2 separate regions of the Mus musculus genome follow, and region 1 is linked to region 2. Evidence: chromatin loops called from intact Hi-C (ENCODE). Cell type or tissue: left cerebral cortex. All regions are shown on one strand.

Evidence for each region. Hi-C counts contacts between places; a loop is a spot of excess contacts. Peaks named below come from ENCODE experiments on the same cell type or tissue, not always from the same donor. Only the 100,000 strongest peaks of a DNase experiment are listed, where the experiment ranks them.
Region 1: it touches region 2 in a loop (3-fold over the local background); 4 of 42 quality-filtered maps call a loop at or near these places.

Annotation. Positions count from the first base shown.
Region 1 is chr9:13,467,978-13,470,477 of GRCm38, forward strand. The region is part of intron 1 of Maml2 (mastermind like transcriptional coactivator 2); the gene reads left to right. Among named protein-coding and RNA genes, the nearest start is that of Phxr4, 38 kb to the left of the region's middle. In left cerebral cortex, a CTCF peak has its summit at 1,013; a DNase peak (open chromatin) is centred at 2,239; H3K27ac peaks cover 821 bases.
Region 2 is chr9:13,295,651-13,298,150 of GRCm38, forward strand. Maml2 (mastermind like transcriptional coactivator 2) reads left to right here and starts at 2,308. Exons shown (of 5, transcript NM_001013813.3): 1 at 2,308-2,500. The coding sequence starts at 2,414. In left cerebral cortex, CTCF peaks have their summits at 978 and 2,473; DNase peaks (open chromatin) are centred at 1,006, 1,620 and 2,429; H3K4me3 peaks cover 1,986 bases; H3K27ac peaks cover 1,868 bases.

The DNA of each region.
Region 1 (2,500 bases), 170 kb after region 2:
AGGTGGACCTGTTAGTTCTGGTCTACATAGCAAGTTCCAGGCCAGCAAAAGCTACATAATGGGACCCTGTCTCAGCAAAACAAAGATTAACTTTGGGATGCTAGGGGAAGTTTCCCAGTTGTAGAGAGCTGTGATATTAAACAGTGATACAAGCCAGTGTCTCTCCCTTAAGGGAATAGAAGGCCTCCTGGAAATTTGGCATGAAAACAAAGTTTGTGTAAATCCCAAGGTTTTTCTACAACTGCACTGCACAATTGGAAATGTTTTCCCACAGAATAACCTTTCAAAATGCTCAGTGTATGACCTGGAATGAGAAAACTGTATCGTGTCTGTGTTTTGACAACTGGAGTTTACATTTCCAAGGTAATACTGCTTCTTTTTTTGCAGTTTTCTTCTTGCTGTTCATGGTTTTATTCTTGCAATAATTTGCTGAATCTGAGTTTGACACTACCTTCGGACCAGAAATATTCCTTTCTTTCTATGTGGCATATCCTGTCTTCTCAGGTGGCTCTGGGTTCTACTTCCTCTTCCTGGATATCTGTTAAGAGAACTGTAGCAGGTAGCCCAGCCAAACAGTGTGTGTTCTCAGCTGATCTGCTTGGGTGGTCTCAGGTGTTGAAGAGGATTGAGTTATACTCAGCATCAGCTCAGTTCATTGGTTAGTTTAGAATAAGGAATGTCTGCGTGTCTTCTATTTAATAAATATTTATTAGCCACCCACCCTGCATAATCAGAATCACAGTCCACATGCCTGTGGTGACGCCAGGTGACATGGAAAGACAAGCATCAAATACTTGTTTGTAACCAGGATAAAACTACAGAGGACAAATACAGGTTTCTGTGAACACATGTCCAAGGAACCGACTTTGCATGATAAGCCACGGTCGGGAACGGCTTCCTTGGAAGTCATGTCTCAGCTGAGCTTAGAAGGGTAAGCCGAATGTGTCTTCAGATGGAAGGCTGAACACAGCCCCTGGGTCTGCAGGGAACAGGAAGTTGTAGGGCAGTTCTGGGCCAGCAGGGCCCCTGCAAAGGCAGCAGAGAAGGATGAAGGGAAAGTGTAGAATCTGTGCCTGAGCTCAGGCACCCCATTACTGACTTGCAGGCCTGGCTTCACAGCTCTATCAATTTTTAAAATGTGTTTTGTTTGTGTTTGCGTGGTCTCCAAATAGCAGAAAATCTGTGGATTAGTATATAAGGGGAAATGTATCTACACAAAACAAAAGGCCTTAAATACTGAGAGTGTTAGAACACATCTCAGATCAACCCAGGTCCAGCTTCAGCCTATATTTTGCCCATTCCCTATCCCCCATTCCCCATTTCCCATCCCCCATTCCCCGTCTGTGGTTTTTCCCTCTTCTCATCCAGAAAAGGCTGGCCTCAGGCACAGACACCATTCAGATAGGAGGAAGAGGGAAATGTACTGTGCTGGGTCCATTTTCAGAAACTCTCAGAGTCCCAGGAATCCTTGGTAACTATCTTCCTGTTCCTCACTGGCCAGAATGCAGGCCAAACAATAAAGGCCTGGAGAGAAGTAGCAGCAAGCGGAGAAGGGCTTCAGGGACACAAATGACATTTGATTCTACTTTACTGTTCCCTCACTCCAGGCAAGGACTCAGCTTTTACATCCACAAGGGCAATGGGACGCTGTGGTTCTAAGGGCCTCTACCTCAGAGTTGCTAAGGCATTACTTAGCCTTCAGTCAATAGGATTTCCCACAGGGCACTACAGTCTGGTCAGGAGGGCTGGGTAGTCCATCCCATTCTATCCTTAACACAGTGAGGAGAACAGAGCAGTTTCAGGGAGGCAGCATGACCACATCTGTGTTAGACCGAGGCCTCAGTTTATCCTTTAACACACATTTCCCAATTTATGCAGGATTTCGGCACAATGCTGTCTTCGCTCTCGGCTTACTCTTCTTTGTAATTCTCCTTTGGCAACCTCAAATGTTTTGAGATGTGTAAAATTAGAATCAATTGCAGGTGTCTGAGTTCCTTTGATTTTGACTTTTTAAAGGTTTTTTTTTTTAAACTTGGGGCAACTTAATGCCATAACAACAATTGTCTGAGAACGCACCTATAGTTTAGGAAGGAATTAGCCCTACAGATTTGACTGCACTTAGTGACCTTGTGCCCCTCTACGAAGAGCCATGGCTCTCTTAGTGTGTCTAAAGGAACCCGTATGCATTCCTTAGCTCTCCCCGCCCCCGAGGCCCTTCCACTTCCTTCCTATAGTTTTTTTTTTAGAAACAAGTGTGTTTTTCTCACGTCCGGCAACAAAGGATGTTTTGTGCTGCTACTGAAGTTGTGTGTGTGTGTGTGTGTGTGTGTGTGTGTGTGTGTGTGTTACTTCAAAACTCCTTCTAGAAAGTGCTATCTGAATCTACATAGAGTTAGTAGAACTTTATCTCCAGTGAAAGTCTCTGGTGATTATTCTTGTCTCTGTGTGGCGTTGCCACAAGTTAACTTCAAAATCACTTTCTTGTGGGTTTTGAAGTAAT
Region 2 (2,500 bases):
TGAGTGTGCCTGTCTCCATTTCCAACTTAACATCCTGGGGCTTGTGAAAGTGGGCTAAAGTTGGCCAGCCCCCGGGAGATGGAACTGTGGATGAATCCAGGCTTGAGATACATTATTTTTATTTGCTTCTACCCATAGTTCACGTTTGAAGCAGGATCATACTGCTGAAATTCTAGAGTCGCTTAAGTAAATGAAGCTTTGTGTCTGGAAACGTCAGATCCAAATGACTTATAAACTACAGCACTTGAGTTTTTGGTGGTTCTGGCTTCTAATACTATGCCCATCTTAATTTATTCCCTGTAATCGATAAGTACACACTGATTTGTCCAATCTACTTGAGTATTTTACAAGCCACACTATATGAAGATAAGAAATCAAAACCTTTTTTTTTTTGTTGTTATGAATGTTCTTGAAATCATGTGGCATATTATATTTGCCAAGCAGACAGCTACTGACAATACACCTTGTATTTGGTGAATTTTCAAAGGAAAACGATTTTTTTCCTTTCTCAAGATAAGGACAATATCAGCCTCATAAAACGTTTATTTATCCGTGATGATTTATTTGCTCATCAGCTCAAGCCTGTTGCCCAAACTCACTGACTTCCACCAATGGGTCCCCGTAGGAGACAGTGGTGGGCTTCCCTCTCTGCACCTCACAGCACTCACTCACCAACTTCCTCACTGTGCTAATGAGCTTTTCCTCCGTGCTCACCCAGCTCTTGTTGGGGGTGCTCAGTGGTGTCGTTACAGCTTATTGAAAACCGAAAATCATGTCCTCAGGAGGGCTGACTGCGGGCCTGGAAGGGGAAAATACAGTGCCTGTCTGGGAGTTTCTTCAGCATTGAGAGATGCTCAAACCCTTAGGAGGAGACTGGGGAATTTCCCCAGTCTTCCCCCCCATCGCAGCACCCAGGCAGAGGCTGAGCCTAGAGTTGGCGGTAGAGAGATGCCTCTTCAGCCACTGGGAGGCCTCTGCACTCCGTTCCCCGGCGCCTGGCTGCGATTACTCACTGGAGCAGCGGCACCAGCCTTCCACCAGGGAGCCCGAGCTCCCGCCCTCCTCCCCCATCTGCAGCCTGCTGGCTCCCTCTCTCTCTCTGTCTCACTCTCTCTCTCCCTCTCTCTCTCTTTCTCTCCCTCTCGTATCGCAGCACAATGAAAGCCTGTGTTTCGCCGTGAGTCCGAGGAGCGGGAGTCGGTGTCAGGAAAGCGCTCGGAACAGACCTGAAAGAGAAAGGAAAATACAAGCGACTTTTTTCTTCTCTCCCCCCCCCCCACCCGCCCCATCTATAAAGCGAAGCATTACAAGAGATAGAGCCACATTGCCTTTGGGAGTCCAGACCCTCTGAGCCACTGGCCGGGCATGGAATATACAAAACTGGACAGAAAAGTGGCTGGACATGACTCGGTGCAATTTGCTGGAAGTTTGTAAGTTTGACCATCGTTTGTAAATTACTCTCAGAAGACTTTGTCTGTCTTGATACTGTATTAGAATAGAAGTGGGGAGGGGGAGAGGAATAAAAACGTAAGTGGGAAAGGGGGAAATGTGTTGAAGGAGCTCAGTAGCCAGCCACTTCAGACTGCTTTCATTTAAGACTAAGAAACCTAAGAGGGAATCGGGACTTTTGCCGGTGATTGGATTAGCTTGAAGAAAAGAGCATGGTTCTGAAGTCCAATTACTGACGTTGTTAAGACTGAAAAGCTGTCTTCTTTGGGGAGAGGACTACATCCTTCTGTCCCCCCACCCCGAGGAGAAAACACCAACACCGGAGGGAGAGGAAGGGACGGAGAAACCAACATAGTCTTCTCTGATTTCGCACAGTTTGAACATGACTTCGGGAGCCTTGGGAAACAGTCCTGTTGTTTGTTTTTTAACCTGAGGAAAAGTGAAGGCTGCCGGTTCCACAGCCCCCAGGAGAAATGTGTTTCTCTGCAGAAATACCCCTATAAATAATTTCCCGAAGCAGCTAGGTGAGGGGGAGCCCGGATCTCTAGTAATGACTCTATTGATTCCTTTTGCTACGTGCTTCTGCCTCTTCCTTGACAATCCCTGAATTCTTGAACTGTCCCCTAGACTTTGTGTTTACAAAGTACCTAGAGGCTCTTGTCAGCCTGGTGGGGGAGAAAAAAAAATCTACCAACTCCGTCCAACTTCTCCTGAGCTGTCAAATGCAATTAGAGTAAGTTGATCAGGGTTTGTTTCCAACTTCCTCTCTCCAATTGGTTTCTAATCTTTCTCCCCTCCCTCTTGTTACTCGCTCCCCTCCCCCACACCCTCTTCACTGTCTCCCCACCCTCTGGAGACCTCTATTCATGTGCCCTGAACACTGAAACCAGCTTTGCCTGCAATAGCCAGCACCAGCCTCTTGCACCTCACCATCCCAGAGGCAGTAATCATTGTGTCCAACAAGATGGGGGACACAGCGCCCCCGCAGGCCCCCGCAGGAGGGTTGGGAGGGGCTTCTGGGGCGGGGCTCCTTGGAGGGGGCTCAGTCACC